2 separate regions of the Homo sapiens genome follow, and region 2 is linked to region 1. A link is a loop called in an ENCODE intact Hi-C map of the cell type or tissue named here. Cell type or tissue: psoas muscle. All regions are shown on one strand. Links, peaks and the distances in the headings refer to the core of each region. The heading gives the core; the rest is flanking DNA. Region 1 overlaps SCN5A (sodium voltage-gated channel alpha subunit 5). Region 2 overlaps SCN5A (sodium voltage-gated channel alpha subunit 5).

The links. Hi-C counts contacts between places; a loop is a spot of excess contacts. Peaks named below come from ENCODE experiments on the same cell type or tissue, not always from the same donor. Only the 100,000 strongest peaks of a DNase experiment are listed, where the experiment ranks them.
Region 2: it touches region 1 in a loop (2.5-fold over the local background); 6 of 110 quality-filtered maps call a loop at or near these places.

What each region holds. Positions count from the first base shown.
Region 1 is chr3:38,630,532-38,645,518 of GRCh38, forward strand. SCN5A (sodium voltage-gated channel alpha subunit 5) reads right to left here. Exons shown (of 28, transcript NM_000335.5): 2 at 2,504-2,828. The coding sequence starts at 2,776. Among named protein-coding and RNA genes, the nearest start is that of SCN5A, 12 kb to the right of the region's middle. RefSeq lists enhancers at 10,277-11,020, 12,198-12,708, 12,709-13,217. In psoas muscle, for the core only: no CTCF peak of the experiment used is centred there; a DNase peak (open chromatin) is centred at 3,848; H3K27ac peaks cover 349 bases; H3K27me3 peaks cover 1,320 bases.
Region 2 is chr3:38,533,711-38,549,103 of GRCh38, forward strand. SCN5A (sodium voltage-gated channel alpha subunit 5) reads right to left here. Exons shown (of 28, transcript NM_000335.5): 28 at 14,352-15,393. Among named protein-coding and RNA genes, the nearest start is that of EXOG, 45 kb to the left of the region's middle. RefSeq lists enhancers at 1-831, 8,404-8,940, 8,957-11,543, 9,682-10,183, 14,123-14,913 and 1 more. In psoas muscle, for the core only: no CTCF peak of the experiment used is centred there; DNase peaks (open chromatin) are centred at 8,991 and 10,058; H3K4me3 peaks cover 333 bases; H3K27ac peaks cover 3,071 bases.

The DNA.
Region 1 (14,987 bases), core at 14-8,013:
GGAGGAGAGGGGCTGAGGGAGGAGAGGGGGAAGGGAGGCTGCCAGCACATTTGGCAGGTCAGTAGACTCACTGCCTTGCCCATGGGTGGAGGTGAGGGAGATCTCAGGGGAATGTCCGGTTGGTTGAGATTTAGTTTCAAAATTATAGTCACAAAAAGAAGGGAGCTTTTACAGTCCTTGCCCAGCTGTTGTCACAGCAGAGGCTCAGCAGACCTGGGAATGCCTCCTCCCTCCCCTTCTCCCTTAGCTGACCCCTCCTCACCCTGCATGGGGTCCCTGCCAGGCCCACTGGGAGGGAGGGCGTGATAGGGAAGCTGCGTCAGCAGGAAGGACTTACGGGTGAGGAGAAGGGAAAACGAAAATGCAGAAGCAGTCCCCTGAGAGAGCTTTTCTTGGGACCCTGTCTCCTGGAGTCCAGGACAAATGTCAGCCCCATCCCACAGGACACAGCCTACTGCCTCCCTCCAGAGGATCATGAACAGTGCAATGCAACCCCTCCCTGAGCTTCTGGAAGATCCTTTCTACACAGCACAATGGGGCACAGGAGCGGACAATGAGAGCCAAATGCTGAGACACATGCACATCAGGTGCCCAAGCAGCCCTTGAGGACAGCAGTGCCTCCCCACCTGCCCCGGTGTGTGGTGGTCACAGCTCTGTGGCCTCACGGAGGTCTAGGGGAATGTCACAACCTGACATTCCCCTGAGACCTCCCTCACCTCCACCCATGGGCAAGGCAGTGAGTCCACTATTCTGCCGAATGAGCTGGTGGGACAAGGTTCTACCCAATCTGGTCTGGGGAGACAAGCTGACCAGATAGATTAGGACCAAAAGTTCTGTTGTGGTGCCTCCATTGCCTTGTGGGGCTGCAGGCAGCGTGGCCAGGGATCAACAAGTGGAAACAGAAAGTGAGAGGCCGGAATCATCCCTGGAGCTGCTGTTCAAGCATTCCCAGACCCAAGGACAGAAGAGATGGTGTCCCTGATCTCTCACAGGCTCAGCTGCCACCAGCCCCCAAAAGCCCAGTCCAGTCTTGACCTCAACCTCAGTCAGGTCCACCTGCCGTGGAGCCTGCCTGTCCCAGCTAACTTCAGCCTAATCGCCACTCATCCTCTCCCCATAAGCTTGACTCACACTACCAGCTGTGGCCTTAACCCTAACCCCAATTCCTACTTCCATCTCCGACCAACCATGACCTAGGCCCGCCCACCTTGACTAAGCCCACCTTCCAGCCTCATTCTGACTCCAGCTATGGCCCCAACCTGGCCTGCACTCCACTGGAGTCACTTGAACCAAGGGAAAGTTCAGCTGGGGGCTTGGGAGCAGGACCAAGTTCAAGGCCTCCTCCCCCACCTGTTTATGTGGACTGGGTGGGCTTTTACTTCACATGCACAACCACTCACGTATCCAATGCATGCATGCACACCCAAAGACACGGCCCAGGCTCATCCCCAGGCTCTTGGTCTTAAACCACAGTCACACACTCTTGTAGTCACATTTTCTCACTGGCCACACCAGCCCTGTCTGACCCCCATGAGCTTCCTCAGCCTGGTGCTGACTGCAGTACTGTGCCTGGCCACTGTCTTCCTCATACTCAGCCTTCTGGGAAAAATACCTCCCCCAAATTCAAATCCACCTTCCTCTGGAAGTAAGGCCCAGAAGTGTGGGTAGCTTGGAGACCAAGCCTCTGCAGGAGCTCTGTGTGTGGTGGGGATGGGGCACAAATGGGCCTGAGATCTGGAGGAGGGAGGCCAGGGCAGGGAATTTGGACAGGGGCAGTTACCTCTTGGGTCGGAGCCATGCTAGGAGGAAGCCCAAGTCTCCCTGCCCTAGCAGACAAAAGCCACTTCCCTTCCCTATGATCAGAAGGGACAATGGCAGAACATCACACGCCACCCTCCCCCAAAAATCCCCCAGTGATCACTGCCCTCTCCATCCCTTTCAGACTTTCCACTGGCCTTCTTGGTCCCATTGCCAGCCCTCAAAGCTCAGGGAACTGCTGCTGTGGCCGTGGCCTGAGCCAGCCAGCATAGCCATGCATAGTTCGTGGGTGTGGGGACTACATGCTGTCCCCATTAAGGAGAAAGGACCACAGGCTATGCTCTGTGGCCCAAACTCAGGCAGGGCCCAAACGCAGGCCAGAACTTGGGGCTTGACTCCAATTCACACACACACCACACAACGGGGAGGAGTCCTTCAGGGGTAAAAATCTAACCACACGTAATTCCCAAAGAAGGACATCACAGGAGGCGTGTTTTCCCTGAGGCTACCCTCTCTTCTTCATTACACCAAACCAGCATCTCAGGCTGCATAATTCCTGTTTTTATTCCAGAATTCCAAAATTAAGGTGATTGGAATATAGATCACCAGTGACTCATTTCCCCAGAGCCTCATGAGCCACCCTAAATAGAGCCCCATATGGAGGCCAGGCCCTCTTCCCCCTCTGCTCCATTGACAAGGGAGTTGCACAGAAGGGTAGGCAGGGCTGGAGGTGGGTGGTAGTCACCTTTTGGGTGCTATAGAAGGGGTCCAGGTCCTCCAGGGGCTCTCCGATGAGCTCTTGGGGTGGATTGCCATAGAGATCTGGCAGCTTTTTGGAGGCCTGCAGGTCCAGCTGGGGCCGGGGAGCCTCCTCCTCGGGCAGCCCCTCTCGGCTCTCCTGCAAGGTGGTTGAGCCGCGGGCTTGCTTCTCTGCCATGCGCTTCTCGATGGCTGCCAGGGACTCCCGTGTGAACCTGCGGAAGCTGCTGGTGCCCCGAGGTAATAGGAAGTTTGCCATCTTCTCATCCTGCTTCTGGGCACAGGCTCTCCTCACGTTGCCTGTGGGGAAGCTGGAAGACACAGACAATGGGCCTGATTCTATGCCCAGGGACAGAGAGCAGGGTGGGCAGACCTCCTGGGGGTGGCTGTGCTGGTGGAGGGAGGGACACCATTTGCAGAGAGGCTCCAGACCCCAGGATGCCAACAACTCCACAGGCACACCTGGGCAACACTGGCCTGGGTAAACCCAAAGCCCCCCCAGGCTACGAGGCACACATGTAGACAGGCAGCAGGGTCACCTCCCCTTTCCTCTCCTAACAAGCATGTCTGAATTCAAGCAGGCAAGAGTGACTGTGTCATCCAAGCACCTTCTTTTTGCCCCATTCCACACAACAGGAAACACTTACATCTTTTGGTTTCTTAACTGTCATCACTTGAGACATTTCTCAGCTTGGAGTTGTCATCCAGATGTTGGCACCCTAGTGTACACAGCTGTGGTGGAGCCCCTGCAGAGAGGCTCCCAAGGAAATCCCCAGGGTGCAGAAACCTTCCGAAACAATCTGGCTCAAAAAATGGGCAATGCCTCCCTTGCCCATCTGAGCTATTTCCCTTCCTTGGAAAGGTCAAAATTACCCTGGCACTTTAGGTAACCCGAAGATAACTCTGCCTTCCATCTCCCCCATCCCCTTTAAAAATACATACATGCTTACAGATTTTGTAATAACCAAATAAAATTCTAGCAATAAATTGAATCATACTGCAAAAAGAAAAATGGGAAGAGCTGATGGAGTATCTCTGGCTCCTCACACTGCTCCTTGCTCCCCTCCTCCCAAATGTGAACAAATGAATGCTGATCCCAAGTGACAGCAGAACCGGAAAACAGTGACCACTCATCAGCGAGGACATCCAGCCGGCACAGGCATGTGATGCCAAACCGGGAGAATGTGGCCCCTGGTGGCCTCAAACAATCCAGAACCTGGTGTGAACACACTCTGCCTATGACACCGAGGCAGAAGAATGCAGTCCCAACTGCCCCACCAAAACAGGATGTGGTCGGAGCAGCTCCTGACTGTGACACCAAGCCGGGAGGCTGCATCGCTAATGACCACATCAAACCAGGGAATGGTGGGCACCCGTTCAAGAGGGCACGGTGGACACCTGTTGGACATCTCTGCCAGAACAGAATCCTTTCCCCTCACGAGGGTCAGCTTTGCCTTGATCTTACTTCTGCAAAACATGTCACCGATGACCCCAACGAGCTGCTGCCGTACCAACCCCTGCACATGGCCAGCAAACGGCCTGGACTTTGGGGCCGCAGCCCTGAACCCTGAATTGCTGTGAAGCAGGCACCTGGCCAAAAGACAGGTAAATAGTGAGCAAACACAACACACTCAGGCCTCAAAAGGGCGCCGCTCGTCCCTGGGGAAGTGTGGATTGAGATTTGTGAAGGGAGGCAGGACAGAGGTCCCAGGACCCGCACGTTAAGAGGCACTCTGTGTCTTTTTCTTGTTTCATTCAAGTAAAGTTAAAGAAACATCTTTGTTAAAAATAGCAGGTGAGGGAGTAGGTTTCTACTCTATAAAAGCATTTCCCTGTCTCCCTTCCATGTTTGAGTGAACAGACATCTGTAACACTCATCAATGCATGTGAGTGAGGACTTTTTTTTCTTAGCTCATGGATATTTGGGTAATTTTAAACTATTTTCTTTATACTTGTCTTCATTGCTTGAATTCTTTAAAATCAGCTTGCATTATTTTTACAGAAACAATAAAACTCATTTGTCCTTTTATTTTAAAAATTAAAAAAAAAAACAGTCTGGATGACAGCAGCTTCTTACAGGGCAACCCTCTCCACTGTGAGCAATCAGTTCCATAAATTGGGAAGCCACCTCTTTTGCTTGGACTTAATTTCTAAAAACAGTGTTCTCTGTCTCACTGTATCCATCTGTGTCCATATGCCTGCAAGGGTTGTGGGGACACATGCACGCCCATGGATCTGCAGAGGCTCACTGGTACACACTGGCAAGGGTTTGTGTGTGTGTGAGAGAGACAGAGTGTGCGTGTGCGGGTGCAAGCTTACACCTGCACATACGTCTGTTCTAGTAAAGGTGTGTTTTTAATTTGTATTAAATAAAGGATTCATGCAGTTACATGCACATAAGTGTACAGATGGAAGAATTTCCACAAACGGAACACACCTGGTAACCAGCACCCAGAGAGAGAGATAAAATGCTCCCAGTCTCTCAGACTTAGGCTGCCCTCCAGTCACTAAATACCCTCCTTTGCCCAGGGAATCACTCTCCTCACTGCTAATGGCATAGACCAGTTTTGCCTGTCTGTGTATTAATAGTTCAGGGGCCCTTCTTAACAGACTCGGTGAAGGGGTGGTGGAGAGATTTAGGGGAGAAACCGCATCTCCTTCTCATTAACCTCTAATTCAAATTTAGCATTTCCTTGAATTGTGAATGTAGGCAACAAAGCAGAAATTGTGACCAAAAGAAACTGCAGCTATTTCCCTGTCATGTTACAGTTGCTGCTGGCCTCTCAAATAACATTAATACTCATCACGACTTCAAAATTATAGCACTTAGATTTGCTGCTAGATCTTAATATTTAAAACATGAATAAAGACATATACTACTCTATCAAAAGTTGGTTTCTGTGTTCCGATAGCTGTATTTCAATATAGTTGGTTTCCTTTTTAATCCTATGTGTTTTATTTTGTCTCAAAATATGTGCTTCTGAGATGGGCTTCGCTCAACTGGTAGAGAAAGGTTAAGACCCTGGCTTGGTCCTTGCTCAGGTGCTGACCCTGGGGTCCCCTCCTCTGCACCTCAGCTCCTCATCTCTAAAGAAGGATGAGGCAAGCCTCCAAGTCCTTTCTGGGATTCTATAATGCTCTTACCGTGAGTGGTTTCAGCCACTCCCCTGGCCTCTGGCTCTGACTTACCTGAACTTTGTGTCATTTCTGGGTGTGGATTGGGACCCCAGTCTGCCCCACCCTTGGACCTGAGAAATTCCATTCTGAGTCTTGCAGTGGCCCTGTGGGATGGACAAAGACCAGAGAGGCAGATGTCCTACGTCCAAGCACTTCCATACCCTCTCCAGTCTTCTCCATCCAAGGCCTGGTGAAGAAGCCCTAGGTCCTAAGAAGGATCCTATCCCAGCTGGCCTCCAGCAGAGCATCCACTCGCTCGGGGCCCTGGCCTGGGAGGGGTATAGTCTGCCCAAGGGAGCTGCTGAAACCAGATTCCAGATGAAGCTCTCTGCTGCAGCAGCCGGGCAGCCTCATTTTCCAAAGTAAACCTACCAAGAGTGTCCTTTGTCTCTGGGGCCCCCAGGCTGCTCCTGGTGGGCGGGTGGGATCCGCTTTCTCCCTTATTCTCCCACCACCTGCACCTGGCTCTGGCCCTGCCCTTCCTTTAGCAGCTCAGGGCCCACGCCCTGCTGTGGCCAAGCCTGGCTGAGTCCTGCCTGCAGGGCTTCCGGTGCTGCCAGGGTGAGGAGGGCTCAGGGGTGGTCTGAGGATGCTCTGGGCTCAGGTTCAGCCACACCCCTCAGGCCTAGGATGTCAGGCCTGCAGATTTCAGAACCCATCCCCTGGCTGTGGAAGGTTGTAGGGGAAAATAGGTAAGCAGGGGCCCCTGGTGTTGGTCTCACATAGCCCCAGAGTTTGGGGAGGCTGGACCTGGCTTGATTGTAAGACCACAGTCGCTCATCCCCTAGATGCTAGCACCTCATGATTCTCCACCCCCCACCAGGACAGCTGCTCCATCTGCATCAGCTTGGCCATCTGCAGCAGCCCTACCGCAGCTCATCAGGCTGGGACCGCTCCATCCGGCTATGCACTCTTCCGGGGCCAGGCTTCCCTGTCCTTTGGGCTTCACTCTAGAGCCCCACCCCCAACTCCATCCTGCCCCAGGTTCATCAGCTTCTGGAACTGGATGCATCCCTCCCTGCATCCGGAAGGCTCCTGAGAGCTCATGATGGGAGCAGACTGTGAATCTTCCTTTCCAGACTGGCTCCTCCTGACACCCTTTCTTCTGGCACTGGCCACAAGTTCCCAACCCTCACCCAACATCACTGCCCTGGGACAGGCCTCCTTGCCCCTGCTTGGACCATGGCAGTGCCTCCCTCTTTCCTTCTATCCCACACATGCAGCCCCCTGCTCCTAGATTTAGACATTCTCCAAAATTCTGTGTGCCCTGAGTGATGCCAGAGTCACCTCCTGCTCTCCTCCCCACTCTACCTCCTCCAGGACACCTCTTCTGACTGCCCACCCACCCACACTGACTCCTTCCTCTGTGCCCCCTCACCCAGCTCTGGCCCCTTCCTGGCCTCTGCTGGTTACTGACAGGCCCTGTAGTATGTGTATTCACATCAAGGTAGAGATGCTGCACAAGGAGAATATTAACTGTTCACACCAGAAACTAGACCCCCCTGCACTGTTTTCTCAACTGGCTTTCCTGAAGGAGGGTTTTCTGAATGCAAAGGCACATAGCTGGTGCTCAATCAGCAATGGTGACACTGCTATGACAGGACACAATAGCCAGGCAGGTAGAGAGCAGCTGTAGGCACTGTCTGAAGTGGGAGATGGATGTGGGGGGAACTACTTGTCCCGGTTTACATGGGACTTTCCTCATTTTGGCAGTAAAATTTCTGCACCTTGGGATACCCCCCAGTCCTGGACAAATCAGGTTACCCTGGGGAGCCTCCCCTCTCCTTGCAGCCCCTCCCTACTCACTCCCCTCCCTGATCGCAAAGGAAGGCACACTTCAACCTCCTGAGTCACGTCTGGCATTTTGGTCTCCTTGGAATCGGAGCCTCTGGAACACAGCATGCAAATAATATTCTTTGCCATGTAAATTTATGCAAAGCATTGTGTGGAAGTGGTTCCCAGGCTTCCTAGAAAATCCCTGTGGGCTTCCTCCACTCTGTGCTCCTCTCTCCTGCCCTGCAGTTGGGGTGACCTCGGGCTGGAGCACCCAGCACCTAGGGTTTGCAGTCTCACCAAACCCAGAACACAGTGCAGCTTTGCCCGGCGACAGGGCACTCGCCTTCTGCCTGCCCCTCAGTGCTAAAGAAGAGGCTCAGGAAGAGGGTGTGGGTGCCCTCAAAACAGGAGCTCACTCCCCATAGGTGGAGGTCAGGACTCCCTGATCACACTCTGATCATACTCCACAAATGAGCACAGGGCCCCTGCTCTCTACCCTGGCTGACAGGACTCCCTCCAAAGACGAGTCTGGGTGCTCCTGGCCTGGCAAGACCAGGGACAGGAGAATGGGACTAGATGTAGCTTGACAAGCTGTAACTTCACCCCAGTCATCCACAGGCCCCCAAATGTGGAGATGACAGCCAGGAACCTCGCTCACTCCAGGCTTCCTTGCTTGGAGTCACCCATCAGAACTTCTAGCCCTGCTTGTAAGGCAACTGCATTTTTTCCTTGAGAACATGTCAACCCATCAACACCTCACAGACTCATTTTATTAATTGAATGATTCAGTGAACATTTAATCAGCACCCATTGTGTACATGGTCCTAAAAATGACTACACAGAATACTTTTCTTCCCAAAGTGATGGATCCCAAATCAACAAGAGATAATGAGGGGATGAGGAAGAGTCATCAGTAAAGAGAGTCTGTGGTGGCTGGCAAGGAAATTCACCCAGATTTGCTGACATTGGCAACAAGAAATGCCCTGAGCCAGAGAACCAGGCCTTGCATCCACCTCTGCCTCCCCGCCTGGCCTCCCACCTCACCCTCTTGAAGATTTCCTGTTCCTAGGGATAAGGAAGTGGTTAGGGCTGTGCTTGGAAGCCAGCTCACCTGAGTGAATCTGGGCCCTGGCCATGCATTTGTCTTGTGTCTTTGGGCAGATTGATTGATGTTTCTCTACCTCAGTTTTCCCATTCGTAAAATGGGGTTAATAATAATATCTATTTTACAGGGCTGCTGTGAAACATAAATGTATTGATATTTGCACATGCTTGACACACAGAAAGTGCCAAATGAATTTAGTTGGTATTGTGGTTATTGTTGTTATTATTATTCTTATGAGAGATCAAGCTCAGAAGGCCTCCTTGTTGCCCACACCAGCCCTCCCTGCCTGGGCTGGCTCTTTCCCTCCTCTCTGTATTCCTGACACACTTGAATTCCCATCCTTACTTCAGCACAGGATGGAGTAGTTTACTTGCACGCCTGCCTCCCTCCTGGATTTTTGTCCTGGTCTCCCAAAGCAGGGACTGGTGAATGAAGGAATGAAAGAATGAGGGAGTGTGAGATTAACCTTCCTCTTGCCTGGATAGACACTCACACTGTGACTTAGTCCCTTTTCTAGACCTCAGTTTTTCCAACCCCAGGCACTGGACTAAGGACCACCCCAGCAGCATCACATGCTCATTCTGTGCCCTGCACTGCACTTAGTGCAGTTCGTGGATCACCTTACTTCATCCTTGCAACAATCCTAGGAAGACGGGGGTTATTAGCCTCGCTTTACAGATGGGAAATCTGACTGTAGGAGAGATGAAGTGAGCCCCTGTCTGTATGAAGCCAGGCCTGTGAGCCTACCCATTGCACCACATTGCCTCCTACCTCTGCGTGCAGAGAGTGGGATAAAAGCTCATGGCTTGCCTATGGCCCATCTGCCTGGACTGTGTCTGTGACCCCCACTTCAAGGCTAAGAGTCAGCCCTGTCAGCCTCATCTGAGCCTGGTTCTCCCTCTATGCAGCCCAGATGCTCCCAGGGAGACCTAGCCGATTTCTGCCCATGCCCGAAGAGTCAGCAGTTTTCCTGGCAGAAGCGATTCCCCAGCAGTTTTTCTCTCCAGCTCAAGCACTGTCCAACAACAGGGTGGCCACTCATTCACTGCATGTGGCTACCAAGTGCTTGGAATGTGGCTACTGTGGACTGAGTTGTGCTATTGTAAAGTCACATCCATTTTGCAGGCTTAGTACAATAAGGAATGTTGACTATTTCGTTAATAACTTTTAATATTGATTACAAGTTAAACAGATAATATTTGATAGTAGTATACTGGATTAAATAAAATGTGTTCAAGTTAATTTCACGTTTTTTTAGTTTAAAAAATGTGGCTGTTAGAAAATTTAAAATTGCATATGTGGCTTGCATTTGTGACTCATATTATATTTCTGTTGGATGGCACTGGCATCAAGTTCCAGCCACCAGGCCCTAAGCCCTTAAAAAAATTCTACCTGAGGCCGGGCACAGTGGCTCATGCCTGTAATCCCAGCACTTTGGGAGGCCGGGGCAGGTGGATCACCTGAGGTCAGGAGTTCGACACCAGCCTGGCCAACATGGTGAAACCCCATTTCTACTAAACATACAAAAAGCTAGCTGGGCGTGGTGGCAGGCACCTGTAATCCCAGCTACCAGGAGGCTGAGGCAGGAAAATTGCTTGAACTCGGGAGGCAGAGGTTGCAGTGAGCGGAGATTGCACCACTGCACTGCACTCCAGCTTGGGCGACAGAGCGACACTCTGTCTCGGGCAAGGGTGGGCGTGGGGAAGACTTCTACCTGCTTTGGGGGTGGGGCTGGGGGCGGGGGCCTCAGGGAAGGATTGAAAGAGCATTGTCCCCCGCAGACCAGAAAGTGCCCATCCTGGTTTCTGGCAGTGGCTGTGGGTGGTTGTGGAGGCTCAAGCCACAGGTTGGGATGGTGGGGGATGTAAGTGGGAGAGATCGACAGTAAGTTTCAGACCATCCCTCCCGCCCAGGCAATTGTCTGCACAGTCTCGGCTCTCCCGGGCTAACAGCTTGGACAAAGGCTCAGTGGGGGTGCCAGCTGGTGCTGGTGGCCTGTGCTTTCAGGTCCTTGCTCCCAGATCAAAGGCACATTGGTCCGTCCTTGCACGGGGCCTCAGCTAACCAGCTCCCCACAGGCTCCGCTCCTTTGAGGCTGCATAGGCATTAACCCTGTCCAGTCTGGAGCCCAGTTCTGGGGGAGATGGGAGAGTCTGAGGAGCCTGTCATTCTCTACTCTTAATCTCCGCCTCCAGCGATCTTGCTAAGTCCTGAAGAATCATCCCCATCCCTCCTGGAGGTGGAGGAGAACACACCCACCCTGAAGCCAGGGAATGCCCTCATTTACATACATTTACATCTCATTTATTCCAACACCCAGGCTGAAGCCGAGGCTAATTCAGCTGACAGGAAAACCCCACCCGCTTTAGCTCTGCTGCTCTGCTGAAGTGATTCCCCAGGCAGGGATGAAATGAAATGGGGGTGCCTGAGACCGGGTCCTCCTCCAGAGGTGGGAGCTGAGGAAGAGTGGGCTCTTCGGCCTGAGCCCTGAATTTTGCCCACCTCCCAAGGACAAACTGGCCTGGGGGTAGCCACTCTCTTCACTGAAAGGTGGGTGGCCCTGCTTTTTTCTTCATAGCCCTTCCCCACAGTAAGGATGGGGGCCGGGGGCTTGGCAGCAGCTTATTCAACCCATCGACTGTTCATCAGTGTCTGGGTGCCAGGCCAGGGGAACTGCAAAAGGCCCAGGTCATTCAGGTACCCCCTCCAAAGTGCATAGGGCACCCCCCTACCCCAGGCCCGAGTCTTCTTTGTCAGCCCCTTTACACATGCCCAGGTCCATCCACAGGGTATCTAGAATATGCTGAGTGGCACTTCGCTGTCAGCCAAGGCAGCACTGCCCCTGGCCCTGGGTCTCCAGGGTGGGGACCTGGATGGTCTAATACCCTGAAACCACAGAGACCCAGAGTTGGAGTGCCAGCTTAGTCACCCAGGGGCATTCCACCCCGGACCCCAGACCATCTCTGTGTAAACACACATGGTATACATAATCAGGCCAGAAAGGTGCCCACATGTGGCCCAGGAAACACCGTCATGGCACACAGGTGCCCGAGACAGCAATCAGCGTTCTAAGTCTCTTTCTAGCTCAATTCCTTCCAACTCATTTTTCTCAATACTTGAGCTGAAAAAAAGCTTCACAGAGGAACTGTGCACTGATGCCATGGCAACTGAGGCATTTATGGGGCACCTACTGTGTGCACCAAGAGAGATGGAAACCTCGGAGGCCCACCTCTAGGGTCTCTTAGTGTCCAGAGGGAAATAAGCCAATCAACCAATACACTAAATTTATGCCACAAAAGTGTCCATGATGTATTATAGCCAAATGTGCAACCCTTTTTTCTTAATATTCTTTCATACTGAGGTACTCTTTAAACACAAGAAAATGCTTTAAGTATACAGTTGGATGAGTTTTGACAAATGCATACACCTGTGTGAGTGCCACTCCAATAAGACAGCAAACATCCCCTCACCCCAGAAAGTCCCACTATTCCTTTCAGTCAACTGCTCTGATTTCTATCACCTAGGTTGGTTTTGCCTGTTCTGGAACTTCATGCATATGGAATTCTACCTTATGGGCTCTTCTGTGTCAGGCTGTTTTTACTCAACACGATGTTTGAGATTTTTACCTTTTATTTGTTGGCGAGTGTGATCTAAGCTCCCTGTGTAATGCACTGTGAATACAAGTCACCCATCTGGGGACGTGTCCTTAATTTGATCATAAAAGGCGAGGACTGGAAGGGACCTGAAGTCCAGCTATCTCTGGGGACCATAGACCCCAAGGGATCCTTAGGGAGTTGTTATCTCTCCTTCCCTCGGACTTCCTGAAACAGAAGCTCAGCAATTAGACATCTAATAGGCACCTAGGCTCCGCAAGCAAGTGGGGGCTTTCCTTGGGTTTCCAGTTTTGCTGGCAACTAGCTGTCGCTTTATTTAACTGGCAGTCTGTGCTGCATCTGACCCAGCACAGTGGTGAGGCTGTCGCTGCAAATGGCCGGCTGAGCTCCCGTGTCTTCTTCTGACCACGTCTATGAGCAGAACATGAGGAACAGAGGCTGGGGTGGGTGGTCTCTGGCCCTCAGCCTCCTTGTACCCCACACCAGCTGGTGTCCCTTGAGTGGAGCCCTGGGCTCAGTACAGAATGAATGCGGGGCTGGGGTTCTTCCTAGGAGCATGCCCAGAGGCAGCAGAGCTGCGCAGCCAAGGGCGGGCACCTTGGCTCTGAGGGGCTTGTCTGGGCCACTTTCCTGCGCTTGGCCCAGGTCGATGAGGCTGGGGCTTTGATGGCCAGGCAGGGTGCACTGATTGGGCTTGGCTGGTCCCACCCATGGTCTGATTTTTCCCCCATCTTAGATCATTTGGGGTACCTCCCAGCCAAGCCTGAGTGTAGGGGGATGGCTAATGTAGCTTGAGTACCCTGAGAACTGATTTGGTGCCTGAAGCCAGATTACCTCTCTCTGCTCTGCCAACTCTTTGAAAGCGGCCTCTTGCCTTGCACAGGCCTTCGAGGAATCAATACCTACCAGAACGGCATTTACCTTTCTCCTGGTGCCAGGAGAAGCCTCTCTCCTGTTCAAAATCCATTCCCAGAAACCACGGGGGCTCCCTGGGCAAGGGTAAGGGTGAAGTCCTGTCTGAGCTCTGCCCACTTCCCCGTGTGACCTTGAGCCTATGGGGCAGCCAGCACCAGCCTTGGCCACCCAGGGCTGTTAGGAGGCCAAGGAAAGCCCTTGGTGATGATGACAGGGGTTTCTGAGTGGACAAGAGACCCTCCTGGGCACACAGAGATGCTGCGAGAGCAGCTCCATCCCTCCACTCTGCTAATACCTCTGTGGGGACATGACTTTCCATTGCCTCCCTAGGAGATTTAAACAGAAGAAGAAACTGAAGAGGAGAGAAAGAACTGAAGCCTCAGTGCATAGACATTCTCTCCTGACAACAGGCCCAGTCACATGATCTGGGCATTCACCTCTCTGAATTCTGTGCATCCTCTGTGGAGGGGTACCAGTCCCACCTGTTCCAGGCAGTCTCGCCTGGCTGCTCTGGGCCACAATGACCTCCCACCAGGGAAGCTCAGCCCCTAAGTTCAACCTTACATTCTTCCTGTCCTGGGCGGATCTCTCCCTGGCCCTCTGAGGCGAACCTAGGAGGTCTTAAGAATTTTCACTGTCCTTTTCTGCCCCTCCAGAATAGTAAACAGAGTGAGGAATGGACAAGAGAGGTTGAGAAACTGTTCTATCAGACTCTGGCTTCGCAAATCACAACTAAATTTTATGTTGGACTTGGGGCATACCAGGTACCCCTTGGGGAAATGAAGTTGCAGGGGGAGGCTGTGGGTACCAAGCTCCCCAGCCCATGGCTGTGGCTCTTCAGGGAAGACAAGTGACGGCAGGCGGGGTGGAGAAGGTAAGATAAGTGTTAAAGAATTGATGTCAGATGGCCTCAGTGTTGTGCCAGGGGTGGTGCCTACCTCCACAAAGCCTGGTCCTGGGACTGTCCCCACACTGGGGCTCCCAGGCTCTGAGAATTGATGTGGGGTCTCTATAAATAGCGTCATTCCATATTGATCATCTTAAAAAGACACGGTATGTTCTAGGCCCACGGATAGGAGAGTTGTGTCTAAAAATAGTCTCATCCCCAGGAACCGCTGCCAGCCTGAGGCGAGTGGTGTAAGCTGTGCATAGCCGAATGGGCAGTCTGAAGGGGTGGGTCAGAAACAGAGGCACAGAACCTCTCCATCCCTACCCTATTCCCTCTGCTCCAACCCACAGAGTTTGCCCCTGCCTCAGGGCCTTTGCACTTGCAGTTCCCTCTGTAACATTCTTTCCCTAGACCTCCTCGGGCTTGGTTCTTTCATGTTATTCAGGTCTCAGTTCAGTCTCCTCCTTCAAGGGGCTTTCCCTGCCCAGCCAGTCTAGAGTCACCCCCACGTCTCTCCATCACATTGTCCTGTTGTATTTCCTTCATAGCACTAGCCCCTATCTCAAATTATCTTCTGTATGGATTGGTTTAATGGTATCTCCCTACTTGTATGTAAACTTCATAAGAACAATTGTTATAGCTTGTACACCTTCTAGAACCTTCCATGGCCCAAAGGCATGAACTCTGCCTCAGACCCCTGCATCAGGGCAGCCTGGGCTGGCAGCAGGCTGTGGGGCTCTCCCGTCCCAGGCTTCCCCTGCAGCCCTGGCCAGCCCTGTCGTGGGTCTGCTCCCCACGGGGCCCAGCCTCTGTCCACAGGCTACTCACTGGCCCTGCTTTTTCCTCTCTCTGCCTTCTTCATGTATTTAGCCGCAGGGCTTTTACTCCAGCTCCCTTCTCCCAATCCTATCACCCTGGATACCTGCCCTAGACAACTTAATCTTGTCCCTAAATACGGCTTTCTGGAACACCCTTCTCTCTGCAGAGCAAGGGC
Region 2 (15,393 bases), core at 5,200-13,199, 92 kb before region 1:
CCCTGGCTTGGAGATTTGTTTCTGCTCCATGTGGCCTCAGCCTTCTCAGAGATGGTAGGAGACAGACCTCCCTCAGTCCTTTCTGGCAAAGTGCCAAGGAGGATGACCACCTCCCACCCCCATCAGGCCCGTTCCTGCAGTGACTGCTGATGCTGGGGCCTGGCACACACAGTGCTTCTTATCACTGGGCAAACTTCAATGGCTGATCCTTTTGTCTCCTCTCCTCACCCCATCTCCTCTATCGCTGTGACCATCAGCTTCCAGTCTTCCCCCTCCAGCTCCCTAGCTTTTGGGCCATTTCTGTGTCTGGGCCCACCTCTTTCCTCTAAGGCCACTGTTCACCAGAAGGCTGTGCCAGAAACCTCTTATTTCTGGATTCACTGGGATGGGGTGGAGGGAACGGAAAAGTCTTGGAGAAAGAGAGACAGAAACTTGGAGCTCTAGGGAAGGGGAAGGAGAAGACAAATAGGACCAAGCCAGAGGCTATAGGAAACCCTTCAGGGTGGAGGGTCTTGGCCCAGGTGTCTAGCCCCTAGGCTCTATGGCACTGAACTCTGAACTTCCTTCCATGCTCTAAAAGGCTCTCTTCTGTGTTCAGATCTGAAGACTATTTTGATTAGCAGGCTGCATCCATACTGCTCCGGGCAGTCCCACTGTATGTGTCTGTGGGGAAGGGTGTGCCTGTCCTCCTGTGTGCATTCCTGTCTATGGGTTCCATTCTCAGCCTCTGCATAGCTTAGGAGGCATCAGAGCATCCTGAGAGCACAGACTTGAGCCAGGCTTATTAGCCTGGGGTCATATCTTTGCCATCTTAACCAGGTGGGGGAGCTACAGCAAGTAGCGTAACTGCCCTGTGCCTTGGTTTCCCCATCTGTAAAATGAAGATGACAACATGGATGATAGATAATACCATATACCTTGTAGAACTGTTATAAGTACCAAATGAGCTAAAATAAGTAACGTGTTTTAAACCGTATCGGGTACAATGTAATTATTGGCCATTAGTAATATTTTTGTAAATTTTATTTTAATATAATTTCAAACTTAGATACGGAAAAGTTGCAAGAAATTCCCATATGCCCTTTATGCAGATTCAGCAATTGTTTATATTTTGCACATTTATTTTATCATTCTCTCTTTCCTCATATATATGTGTGTGCTTATGATGTACTCTGTATTCGTATCTACCATATATAGTATATATACACATACGCACATGCACACACATATTTTTTTCAGAGTCACGTGAGAATAAGTTGAATACATCATGCCTTTTTTGCCCTAAATACTTGTGTGTTTTGGTAAGGACAAGGATATTCTCTTACAAAACCATAGTATAGTTATTAAAATCAGAAAATCTAACATTGGTCTAATACTGTTATTGAATCCACAGTCCACGTGTATATTTCATCAGTTGTCTCATCATATCTTCTTTCTTTCTATTTCTTTCTTTCTTTCTTTCTTTTTTGAGATGGAGTCTTACTCTGCTGCCCAGGCTGGAGTGCAGTGGTGTGATCCTGGCTCATTGCAACCTCTGCCTTCTGGGTTCAAGCGATTCTCCTGCCTCAGCCTCCCAAGTAGCTGGGATTACAGGCATGCACCACCACAACCAGCTAATTTTTATATTTTTAGTAGAGATGGGGTTTCACCATGTTGGCCAGGCTGGTCTCGAACCCCTGGCCTCAGATGATTCACCCACCTCTGCCTCCCAAAGTACAGGCGTGAACTACCAAGCCTGGCCTATTTCTATTTCTTTTTCCTGTTCCAGGGCCACTCATTGTATTCAGTTTCCATGTCTCTTTCACCTCCTTTAATCTGGGAGAGTTCCTCAGCCTTTCTTTGTGTTTCTTGAATTTGACAATTTTGAAGCGTGCAGGCCAGTTATTTGAAGAATGATGTTGCTCAAATCCTGTTGGATGCGTCCTCATTATGACTTTCAGGTGATGTGTTTTGGGGATGATTGCTGAAGGTGATGTGTCTTTCTCAGAGTCTTACATCAGGAGGCACATTATGTCAACTTTTCCACTTGTTAGTGATATTATCTTTGATCACTTAGTTTAAGTGGTGTCTGTTCCCCCTCCTGTAGAATTACTATTTTCTCTTTCTAAGTAATAAGTAATTGTGGGGAGATAGTTTGAGACTATATTCCTCATCAAACTTATACCCACTAGTTTTTGCCCACTAATAATTTTTTACACCATCATTACTTCTAAACTTACTAGTTGGCCCATTCATACTGGCTCCTGTGTCTTTTGACATTTATCTTCATCCGTCTTTAAGCACTTTTTTGCTTTCTGGCACAATAAGATGTTCCAGGTTTTCTGGTGTTTTCCTGGCTCTAGCCCTGAATCAGCCATTTCATCAAGGAGCCCTGGTTCCTTTTAATGGAGAATGATATTTAGAAACCAAGATTTGGGTGCTGTAGGTGCTCATTCATATGGTGTGTTATTGCTTCCAGTTGGTCCTTTTTATTATCCATTCATTTGGATACAATGGTGAGGGCGCCACTGAAGAAAGTGTGGCTTAGGGATGGAAAGGGGGAAAGGAGCCAGATGACCTAGGTAGAGACTCCCCTCTCCCCCTCTAGCTCTCCAGGTCTTCCCCACTTTCTCTTTCCTCCCTTTCCCTCTTCATCATGACCTCATTTCCCTTTTCTTGATCAAAATTCCTCTGGAGATTCCAGCTGTGGGAACCTCTGAAACCACTTCTGCAGCTACACGTGTGATACCAGAGGCAGACAACTATGTGACCTTTGTGTGTGAAAAGCCAAAGGCAAAGACAATTTATGAGAAAGTTTTTGCTGAGAACAATCTGGTGACAGGGTGATTGGGGAAGACACATTTGGAAGATTTCCACCTGGACGTGTTCCTTTTCCCTGCCTGAAAAGCACTCAGAGCAGAGCCTGTGTGGAGGCTGGGATAGGGTGCTGTGGGAGGTCTGTTCTCCAGATAAGCCTCTTCAAGGCTCTGGGGACCAACGAGGAGGATTTAAGTGCCTGGTGAAGTCCACTCTCTGTGTCCACAAGTCACAGAGACAGTTTAAAATGAAATAACTGGAGTTCAATGAAAGCCACTTAAATAGCTTTCTTAGTTATGTAAATGTAGGGTGAAGAATGAGTGGCCTTGGTCCCCCACCTGGAGTTAGTTTATTGTTTTGAGACTAGATCCAAAGCCTCCTCTCCCTGAGATCTCTGGTATGCAAAGCTGGTCCCTGGAGGAAGCGCATCAGTTGACAGAGGGAGCCCAGAATCTCTGTGAGGGAAGAAAACACTATCCAACTGCTGCTCCTGGGATTTGAAGTGAAGAGAATTTGTTGGGATGAAGTGAGGTGGCCACAATAAAGGCGCTGGGCCATGGGGCTTCTGAAATGAGATTAATATGAGGAACACCTGAGTCTAGGGTGGTGCCCGGGGCTTACAACAAGAACCCACCTGTGTTTCCTGGGGTAAGGCTGTCCTTAGCATAGTGTGAGGCTAACTGCTGGGAGCTCTGGAGACTCTGCCATGCTGACATTGTGCCTGTGCTCCTGGCCAGGGACTGCCACCTAGATATGAGTCACAGTGGGGGGCCCCTGGGCTCCAGTTGACTTTGAGGAGTGATACTGTCCCTGTGAGGACGCTATGAGTGTCCTCAATAGTGATGTGGTAGTGCTGGTCAGACCCACAATCCCTATTTTCCTTGTTTTTTTGTGTGTTTTTTTTTGTTTTTTTTTTTTAAACACGAAAAAACAAACAAACAAAAACCTCAGAAAGTGAAAATCCCTAAAGGGAGGGACTGGACGTGTCATGTAAATTCTTGATTGGTTAACAGAAGAAATTAAAAGTGGATTGAGGGCACCTTTGTGCTCTGTGCCCAAGGGAAAGTTCAAACAGCTGCATTCACAGATACCAGAGACGCCAGTGTCTTCACCATCACCAGCGACGTGTGGGTGCTGCCTCAACAGGTATTGGGAACTTGCTCTTGTTTACAGCTTGGCTCCTCATGGTAGCTGTAGGAGGCAGGATCTGGGTGGATGGGACCTGGGATTCATTCTTAGAATAGGTCCCCAAATGGTCATCCATTTTGCTTGCCGAGGGCTCTGTGGGGCAGACGTAGGAGGCCTGAGGGGCTGCCTGGGAGGTGATCTGAGGAAGCCTCTTATGGCACTTTCATGGCTCTCCTAGCCAGAGACCAGAGACACCTCCTCTCCCACTTCTGAGCGCTCCATCTACCAATTTTGCATCCGAAATAGCTCCCAAGCTTCTCATTCTCTACTATCCCCATCCTGGTCCAAGCCACCCTCATCTCTCCCTATAGAGATCACCTGACTGGTTATTCTCCCTCATTGCACTTTGTACTCCCCTACCCCGCCATATAGTTTTGTAACTATAAACAGCCTTGTTTGTGGATTTGGAGGTGAATACCTGTTTTCCTAACTTGATTGTGAGCTACATGAGGACAGGGACCTTGTCTGGTTTTATCTATAAGATGCTCAATGTGTGGTTGCTAAACAAAGAGTGGACAGACGCCTCGGTTTCCCCAGCTGGTCCCTATGTAGGCTGATCTCACTTGATGGGAGTGAGTGAGTGAGGAAGGGGACCCTCTGGTTCTGGAGCCTCTCATCTGGCCCTGCTGCTCAGTATTCATTGATCCTTCAAATGTCAGTGTGTCCACAGGAGAGAAAGGGTGGCAGGTAGGGCTGGCAGAAGGCAGATGTGTGGCTTTATAGTGATCCTATGCTTGGGGCTGGGTGGGTTTCAGCTGGGGTGTGGGAGCAGAGAAATTGGCTTTGGGAGGCTCTGTGATGGGGGCCTTGCAGCAGGTGGGTGGTGAGGGCAGCATGGAGGTGGTGGCTGGCCTGGAAGGGAGGAGGACACTGGGTGGCTGGGGTGCCAAGAGAGTCCTGGTGGGGGCTGGTAGCTGGGAAGGCTGGGCAGGGCTGCCCGCAATCAAGAGGGTGACAATGAGTATGAAGAGTATGCTTAGTGGAAGTGAAGGCCTGGGAGGCTGGGAGGACCAGAGGTTCGTCTCCCCCAGCCGCGCCCTTGCTCCTTGCTCTCATCTTCCTCACCCTTCCTGCACCCTGGCCGCTTGGGACCTCCTCTTCTCCCTGATCTGGTCTTTCAGAAATCTCTGGCCTCTAACCTCTATAACCCCTTCCTCTCCCAGCCTCCCAGCCCTGTCCACTCCCCGAGTCACATCCCCACCAGCCCTCCTGCCCTGCCTGCAGCCTGGGCCCTGCTGAGCTGCCGTGCCCTTCTCTCATCACCTCCTCCTCGCTCCCTGTGGCACCTTGGCACCAGCCCCAGATCTGTGTGCACTGATTTCCCAACATTCCTGTCCTCCTTCCCACCCCACTGCCCCAAAGGGAGGGGCTCAAGGACTTGAGACGCTTCCCTTGGGGGGCCCAGCTTTCCCCCAGAGTCAGGGAGGGATGAAGGCAGGGCTGCTGGAGGGCTGGGCCCGCAGACCTGTGGAGCTGCCTAGTGGGAGGTAGAGGGCTGGAGTGGGAGAGCATGCGGAGCCACCGTGGGGGCAGGAGATGCAGCCCTGCAAGGCCACACTGCTCTCCCCAGCTTCCCACTGTCTATTGGTCTTGCCTGGTGTCACCTGCCCTTCCCAGCTCTGCCTCTGACTTCTGCATCTCCCCTGATCCTTTCAGTTTCTCATGGTCCTTCTTATGGGTGATTAAGGAGTTGGGCCCTAGGCCATTTCTGGAAGGCAGGAGTTGGAGGTGAGCTTCCTGTTGCCTTGTGTGTGTAACTCTAGAGTCCCGTAGGTGGGTGGCTGCTGGACGTGCCCTGGGAGGGGAAAGGGACCTGTAAGGGTGTGTCCATAAACAGAGCGATTCTAGAACTCAGGGATGCTACTGTGGACAGGACTTAGAGATTGTTCAGCCCCCACCCTCTTCCACAACCATTTATAGATGAAAACATTGGGCTTTAAGAGGGAAATAGGATTGACATGAACGAGTCACGTAGGGGTTAGTAATCATCATCACTGTCATCATACTAGACATTTATTAAGTGCTTACTATATTTGAGGGATCATTGTAAATTCTTTACAAATCTTAATTTTCATAGTCCTCACACTACCCTGGGAAGCAGCTGTTGTTATTTTCCCCATTTTACAGACAAGGGAACAGAGACTGGAACAGTGAGGTCAGTTTCCCCAGATCACACAGAAAGCCTGTGTCAGAGCAGTGGAAGTTTATCACACACAGGGAGGCTTGCTCCTTCCAATGATGATGTAAGCGTATAAGCATTGTTGAGAGCTCTTTAAAACAGTGGCAGACATTTCACCAAAGAAGATAGAGGAATAGCCAATAAGCACATGGAAAGATGCTCACATTATGGGCACGGTGGTGCATGCCTATAATCCTAGCACTTTGGGAGGCCGAGGCAGGAGGACTGCTTGAGCCCAGGAGTTTGAGACGAGCTTGGGCAACATAGCAACACCCCCATCTCTACAACATTTTTTTTTTAAATAGCTCATGCCTGTAGTCCCAGCTACTCAGGAGCCTCAGGTGGGAGGATCGCTTGAGTCTGGGAGTTCAAGGTTACAGTGAGCTATGATTGTGCCACTGCACTCCAGCCTGGGTGACAGAGTGAAACCCCATCTCTTAAAGAAGAAAAAGACATGCTCAACATCATTAGTCATCAGGGAAACCCAAATTAAAATTACAAGATACACCTACTCAAATGGCTAAAGTTAAAGGAAAAATAAGGCTGGAAATAATAAATGCTGGCATGGATATACAGCAACTGGAACTCTCATTGCTGATTGAAAAGCAAACAAATGCTTTGGAAAACATTTTGACAATTTCATATAAAGTTAAACATACACTATTAATATAACTCTGAAATTCAATTCCTAGGTCTTTACCCAAGAGATAAAAACATAGCCAGGTGTGGTGGCTTACGCCTATAATCCCAGCATGCCTGGGAGGCTGAGGCAGGCAGATCACTTGAGCTCAGGATTTCGAGACCAGCCTGCGCAACATGGTAAAACCCTGTCTCTACCAGAAATACAAAAAAATTATTTGGTATGTTGGTACATGTCTGTAGTCCCAGCTACTTGGGAGACTGAGGTGGGAGGATTGCTTGAGACTGGGAAGATGAGGTTGCAGTGAGTAGAGGTCATGCCAATGCACTCTAGTCTGAGTGACAGAGTGAGACTCTGTCTCAAACAAACAAACAAACAAAATCCAAAACACATAAGCCCACACAAACATCTATATACAAATGTTCATGGCAGCTTTATTCACAATAGCAAAAAATGGTAAACAACTCAAATGTCCATCAACTATTGAATGGAAAACTAACTGTGGTATGCTCATATAATGGGATACTGTTCAACAATAAAAAGGAACAACTGATACAGACAATGACATGGATGGATTTCTAATGCATTATGCTAAGTGAAAGCAGCCAGGCACCCAAGGCTACAAACGAAAATTCCTGCACTTATATGGACTCTCCAGAAAAGGCAAATCTATAGGAACAGAAAATCGATCAGTGATTGCCAGGAACAGCAGACTGACCATGAAGGAGATGAGACAACTTCTTGATGTGATGGAAATATTGTATATCTTAATTATGGTGATGGCTGTACTGCTTAAACATTTGTCAAAACTCATCAAACTGTGCATTTAAGAAGGGTGCCTTTTATTGTATATAAGTTATACTTTCCTAAAACTGATTAAAAAATAAAAACAATGGGCTGGGAAAGGGAAGAAAATAGGATGGTCATGGTCATCCTTATTGCAAAAGTGACCTCTAAGACTTGGAAGAGGAAGCAGGGGAGCTAGGGCTGATCCCTGGGGGAAGAGCATTCCAGGTGGGAGGGAACAGCCAGTGCTTCAGTGCCAGGCCAGGACATGCTTGGCCTGCTCAGGAACCTGTAAGGAGTCGGTGTTGCTGAAGTGGAGCAAGAGGCCGGCCGTAGCGGGGCTCAGACAGGCAAATGGGCAAGGGATGGATCAGGGCTGGGTAAGGGCTGGGTAAAGGCTTTTCCTCTGGGTGAGATGAGGCTGCTAGAGGGCTTTCAGTGAGCGTGATCCGACTTGATTTTAATAGGACCACGCTGGCTGCTGTGTTGAGAGCCCGCTGGGGACAAGGACCAGTGAGGAGGCCACTGCAAGAATCCAGGAGAGAGATGATGGCGGCTCAGACCAGCGCAGTGGCCTGGTTGAACTTGGGATATATTTCGAAGGTAGAGCCAACAGGATTTCCGGCCGGATTGGATGTAGGGTGTGAGAAACAGAGAGGAGGCAAGGATGACGTCAAGGGTTTTGGCCTGAGCAGCTGGAAATCCAGCCGGGCACCCCCGTGGGGGCTGTTGAGTGGTTTTAACTGTCTCCTGGGGCCTGTGGGTGAAGCTGAGACAGAGACCGAAGGGAGGGGCTGAGCCCTACCCCTGGCTCTGTGGCTCAGGGAATAGGCTGCACATACTGATTATTCCATTACCCTTTATTTATTGGCCTTATTGGCTTTTGTCATTTCCTTGTCTCCTGTCTGGAGTGACAGCTATAAATGTGATAGATTGATACAGGATACAGGAGCCCCAATTATCTCTCTTAAACCGGCTTCTCTTAAACAGGGAGGGCTCTCGGGCAAGCTGTCCCTGCCCTCTGCCTTCTTTGCCACAAGTCCTACAGTCTTCCTTACAGAAGTGGCCTGGTTCTGCCAGGGGGGGAGCGATGCCTGGGAGGATGAGTGGCAGACATGGGCCCCAAGGGGAGATGGCTCCCAGGACAAATACTGGAGGCAAGTTCGGCCCCCTGGCCAGTCGCACCAAGGATCCCAGTGCACACTCCCTGATGCTCTGCCTCACACAGAGGCCAGCACAGAGTGGGGCAGGCGGGAAGACAGGACATACTGCTGGCTGCTCAGCCCACATCCGGGGAAGGGGGCTCCACTCTGACCTTGCATGCCTTTCTGGAATCCGAGCCGGCCTGTCTGTCCACAGAGGCTGGGATGATGGGGCTTTTCTCTCCGGCAGCAGGTGCCTGGCAGCTGCCCGGGGATGCCAGCTCCGTGAGCTGGCATGGGAGGAAGTGCTTGTCAGGATGGTCATTACACGTGCTGGGCTCAGGCTGGCCTGGCCCCGACCCCTGCCACTCAGGCTGGCTTGGGATACCCACATGAGGATGGCGCTTCCTGAAGGGACCCTGGGGTCCCTCTGGGATGCCCTCGGATGGAGCTTGGCAACTGCCAGCCTTTAAGTATCATTTCTGAACTAAGTTCCTCACCCATCCTCTCTGCTTGACTCTTCTCTGGCCTGTCTGCCTACCTCTGTCCCTGGGAAAGTCCTGAGGGCCCTGGCCCAAGGAGGTTTGGGACAGGAAGCCTGACATTCATTCTCGGGATTTGAGGCATCTCCCTGTGCCCCTCCTCATCCTTGACAGACTGACTACAGCCTCTGTGCCTTGCATGTGCACAAGTGCATGGTGAATCCACACGTGTTTATCTGGCAAGAATTTCAAATGGTCCTGTGTCTGACCTCCTTCCAGAAAAACAGAGTGGAAGGTGGGACTGCTGGTGAGAAAAGGGGCAGGAAACTTGAGGGGACAAGAAGGGTTCAAACGGAGGAGCAGGTCCAGGGGAACTCAGCAGAGAGTGAATTGGCTGATCAATCAGTTTGTTTCTTCTGCAAACATTCCCAGCTCCTTATCTGTGCCAGGTGCTGGGGCAGGGGCTGAAGACTGTGTTATGAACAAACAGGTCTGGCCTGGCCTTGCACAGCCCTTAGACTCACAGGTGGGCTGCACAGTAAGTGTGCTTAGAGCAATGGTGGGGTGCAAAGGTACCGTGCCAGCACACACAGACTCTCAGAAGCAGCCAGGGGCAGGAGACGCTAGTTCCTGCTGTTCCTCTGAGCCCATCAGTGGCTGCCCTTTGGCATCTTTGCCACCACACCCTTGCCTCACTCTCAGTTGCTGTCCCCAGTTGCTGTCTCTGCCTGTAGGAGTGCCTGGGCTTCTGTCTCCCTGGCCCCTCCCAACCTCCTGGGCTTTGAGTCTCGTGGCCATCAGGGCTGATATCGGAGGAGCTCCTGGCACGGGGGTAGGGAAGCTGCCAACACTGCTGTGGCCCCCAGGGTGAGAGCTGACGTCTGTCCAGGAGCATCTCTCTCCCTGCCAAGGGCTGAGATCTCTGGGCTGCATGCTTTCCCGCTGACACAGGAGCCAGCATCCGTCACTCACAGGGCCACCCGCTGCCTGGACCCCAGCCTCACCCCAGAGTGACCCAGTGACAGCTGCAGCCTTGCTGCAAGCACAGGCCTCCTCTCCCTGCCTCAGCCACTTCCCAGGCTCACTCACTCCTTCCAGGTGAACCCACCCACATCCCAGGCCAGGTGAGGGCCCACCTCAGGCAGCCAGGGAAGACCCCACCCAAGGGGCCGAGAAGCGTGGGCTCCAAGCCTTGGTTTCAAGAACAATGCGGGAAGCTGCCCGCTGGCCCAGACCAAGGTGGTAGTTAGGATCCCTGGAGCTTGTGAGAAAGACCTGACTCCCCTCACAGCCTCACAGTGGGGTCCCAGCCTCCAGCTTCCCTCCTTTCCTCACACATAATAGTCATTGAGTTACCACCATGTGCCAGCCACTGAGCTAGTCCCGGGATGCAGTACTGAGTAAAGCAGACATAGACTCTGTTCTTGTGCTGCTTTTAAGTTTTTTTCACTGAGGTTCCTAGTAAGAAGTTTATTTTCTATCACTCACCAGGATACACACATGGGCACTCACCCACATTTTATATAGAGCTGAATCAACAGTTTCTCCAAACAACACTCACTCTTACCACATGGGATATACTGCTATTTTAAATTCTGATATTCTTTTTAAAAAAAAAAAAACAAAAAAAAACTGGACATAGTCTGCCATTTGAAAAGCTCTCGTGTGGCTGGGGAAAGATGATTAGCCCAGTGGTGAATGGACTATCCCTGCCCCGGTGTGGACCAAGGAACCAATATCAGAGGTTTCAGGGCACCGAACCACATGCCTCTCCTATGAAGTTGGTTTACAAGGGAAATAAATGGCGCCACCCACTTGGGCCCCTAGTCACATCAAGGATATAAAAAGGGGTCTGAGAGAGTGGAGGGCTGCGGGACCCTGGGAGTCAGTTTCTTCGGAGAGAGCTGCTGCTGTGCTGTTTCCAGGACCCCAGCCTTCCCTTGCAGGAGGTTCTGGCAAGGCTTGTGGCAGGCACATACCACCTTCTAACTCTGGGCAGGCCAAGGGGGCTTCCAGAACTTCTCAGAGAGCTTTAAGATGTTGGAGACACAGAGAACTGGGCCTCCAGGATCCAAGAAAGCTCAAGTGGATGAGCGAGTGTGATCTGACTCCCGCCCTGGGAACCCAGAGGAAGGGTTGCAGGCCAGCTGCACTGGGGGTGGCTGCAGAGGGCACTGCTGTCAGGGCATGACCCCACCCAGAGTAGGTGGGGCAAGTGCTCCAACTGTTTCTTATGGGCCAGAGGTGGGCAGGCGAAGAGAGAGCCAGTGTGCACCACTGTGACAGGGCCACCTGGAGGGACAAGGGGTCTTGCCAGGAAGGGCTAGGCTCATGGTTCCCATGGGCAAAGGAAGACATCATAAGGGGGTACCCAGAAGAGAGAGCCCACAAAAATGCCTTGTGTGAGAGCATCCCTAACCATCTGCCTGGCCTGGGGAGGAGAAGCCACCAGCCACCCTGTCTCTGACAAGTCATGGGATCGAATGCTCTCCTGGCCTGGCTGAGTCTGTGTTTATAACACAAACTGACTGATTAGGTAAAATAACCTAAGACTGAGCTGCAAAGCTACAGGATCTGCCCGGGTTTTCTCCAGGGCCAGGGAAGATGATCGCCACTGAATAAAGCTAAAGAGACAGGAAGGGACAGAGACAAAGGCTGGGTTATATTACATCAGGGATTGTGTTTGTTCACATAATGACTTTGCAGGTATTTGCAAGGAGTGTGGAGGGCTGTGGCAGGGAAGCATCAAGAGTGGGGCACATGGTGGGGAGGGGACCGGGCTGTGTCAGGGGAGGTTCCCAGAGGAAGGGGCATTCAGGGAGGTCTGAAGGCTGAGTGGAAAGGAGAAGAGTGTTCTGGCAAGGCTGGGAGGAGGAGGAGCCTGGAGCCTTTGAGGGGTTGGAAGAGATGCTGTTACAGAGGTTGGCAGGACTGGGGAGACCTCTGAGGGGTTTGCCTTGATCCTGAGGCAATAGAAAGCCACTGTGCAGTCTTATCCAGAGGGTAATTATCTTGGATGAAAATATCACTCTGGTAGCTGAGTGGAGAAGAGTTTGGAATGGATGAGGTTAGAGGAAGGAGCTTCCCTGGTGGCCTCCATGAGGCGATATGCTGGCCTCACCCAAGGAAGGGACAATAAGATGGAGCCAAAAGGTGGGATTTGAAAGACACGAAGGAGGTGGAGCCAATGGGGCTTGGACCAGGTGAGGGGTGAGAGGTGAGGGCTGCATGCGGCTGAGGATGGATTTGTGGGACCACCTTCACAGATAGGCTCAGGGTGAGGCAGAGGAGCTCAGAGTTGGCTGGGCTGGGCCTGAAAGCTCTGGAGATGTCCAAAGTAAGCAGCTGAATCTGCTGGCCTGGGGATCCAAGGAGAGACCTGGCCTCAGGAAAAGATCAAGACTCTTCAAAGCCATAGGAGGGGAAAAGAACGTGTTTTCCACTCTTTCTGGGAGAGAGCACAGGGCCTAAAGAACTTGAACATTAGTCAGACACCAGAGGATGTTCTGCCAGGGGAGGCTGAAAAGGCACAGTCAATAAGATGGGAGGAGACACAGGCAACAAAATAAAAAATAGACAATGGAGTTCATGAAAATTAAAGTTTTGTGCATCCCAAGACATTATCAACAGAGTAAAAAGGCAACCCACAGAATGGGGAAAAATATGTGCAAATCATATATGTGATAAAGAATTAATATCCAGAATATATAGAGAACTTCTAAAAGTCAACGACAAAGAAAACAACCAAATTCAAAGGACCTGAATAGACGTTTCTCCAAAGAAGAAATACAAATGACGAATAAGCACATGAAAAGATATTCAGCATAACTGATCATTAGGGAAATGCAGATCAAAACTACAATGAGGCCGGGCACAGTGGCTCACACCTGTAATCCCAGCACTTTGGGAGGCCAAAGTGGGCAGATCACCTGAGGTCAGGAGTTCGAGACCAGCCTGGCCAAGATGGTGAAACCCCATCTCTACTAAAAACACAAAAATTAGCTGGTGGTGGCTGGTGCCTGTAGTTCCAGCTACTCGGGAAGCTGAGGCAGGAGAATCACTTGAACCGGGGAGGTGGAGGTTGCAGTGAGCTGAGATCGTGCCATTGCACTCTAGCCTGGGCGACAGAGTGGGACTCCATCTCAAAAAACAAAAAGCAAACAAACAAACAAAAAAACTACAATGAGATACCATCTCAGACAGATTAGGATGACTGCTATTTGAAAAAAACAGAAAATAACAAGAGTTGATGAGGATGTAGACAAACTGGAACCCTTGTGCTGTGGGAGACAGTATGGCAGTTCCTAAAAAAATTAAAAATAAAATTGCCATATGAAACAGCAATTCCACTTCTGGGTACCTACCCAAAAGAATTCAAGGCAAGGTCTCAGATATTTGTGCACTCATGTTCACAGTAGCATTATTTACAATAGCTAAAATGTGGAAGCAACGGAAGTGTCCCTCAGTGGGTGAGAGGACAAGCAAAATACATACAATGGAATATTATTCAGCCTTAAAAAGGATGTAAATTCTGAAAATTTATGAAAAAAATTAAGAAAAAATTCTGAAAATCCTGAAAAAAATTCCTAAAAAGGAAGGAAATATGTTGTGACCTGGATGAACTTTGAGGACATTATGGTAAGTGAAATAAGCCAGTCACAAGAGGACAAATATTGTATGATTCCACTTATATAAGGCACTTAGGGTAGTCAAATTTGTCAAATATTATATGATTCCACTTATATAAGGCATTTAGGGTAGTTGAATTTGTCAAATATTGTATGATTCCACTTATATAAGGCACTTAGAGTAGTCAAATTTGTAGGGATGAAAAAGCAGAATGGCAGCTCCCTGGGGCTGGGGGAAGGCAGGAGTGGGGAGTTAGTGTTTAATGGGTGCAGGGTGGTAATTTGGGCTGACAGAAAAGTTCTTGACATGGACGGTGGTGATGGTGGTACCACAGTGTGCATGTGCTTACTGCTACAGAATTGTACGCTTAAACCATGGTTATGATGGTCAGTGTTATGCTCTCTCAGCAAGTTCCCCAGACTTGCTCAGGAGAAGGCCATCTCCCAGGCCCTCGGTCCTCTGCTACCACTCTTGTCAAATCTCAGCACAAGGACAGAGCCTAGACCAGGTCATGTAAGCCATTTATTGGTTTGTTTTAAAAATATGTATTTTATTTATACATGAAGTTTGGTGAGAAGTGCTCGATTAGTTCAGACAACATCTGGCACTTGATGTCTGTCCTTCCCTCCTGCTGGTCATTGTGCAGTTCTGGAAATTAAAAAGGTGACAGCCAGGCTAAAAGCTAAGGGTTGGGTCTAGCTCACCTCCCACCCCCAACCACACCGTCTGCAGCCAGCCCCAGGCACCTGTCTCAAAGCTCCCGGGCTGTCCACACACACAAAAACCACAGTCTCCTTCCGGCCAGCTGGGCTGGCAGCCCGACCTGCCTCCCAACCGCATTCCTGCCTGTGTAGCAGGCGGTGAGCACCCAGGAGGGGCACATACCTCTCCAAGCCTTGAGAGCAAAGCATGGAGATCTACAAAAATAGGATTTCCACTTGGAGAAATGTCGCTGGGACAGTTAAACCGTGTCCCACACTGGACTCAAAGGGAACACAGGAGAAGAGAACTAGATCTGTCAGGGGCATGGGTTGGGTCTGGGGTTGCCACCAAGGGAACTGGGGTGACAAGAAGAAACATAATACTTTACTCGCCGGCAATGCCCCCTTCAGCACTGCCACAAATGTCCAGCCCTCCGACAGCTCGGCGAGGTAGGTTAGGAGCAGCCAGCCCAGAGCCGGCAGGTGAGACTGAGGTGGCCTGGGAGGCATGCGCCCGGTGGAGGGGCTCCATGGGAGAGCTGGAATGGGGCAGCCAAGCCCCTGCCTGCTCAGGCTTCGCCAGTTGACCCTGTTACCTCAGGGTGACAGTTCTCTATGTTAAAAGATTTGCATATGCTAAATAGGATTGTCAGCAGCTGAAGAGGTCCTGGGGGTGATTGGACTAGTAAAATATTTTTCCCTGAAAAAGCCTTTTCACAAGACCTATGGGACCACCTGGATCTTGCCCCAAAGAGGTCCTCTGTGTGGGTGCCATCAGGATCCCGGGCTGAGCCAGAGAGGCTGGGCCTGACCACAGTGCCCCCTCTCTCAAAGGTGCCATGGTTCATTC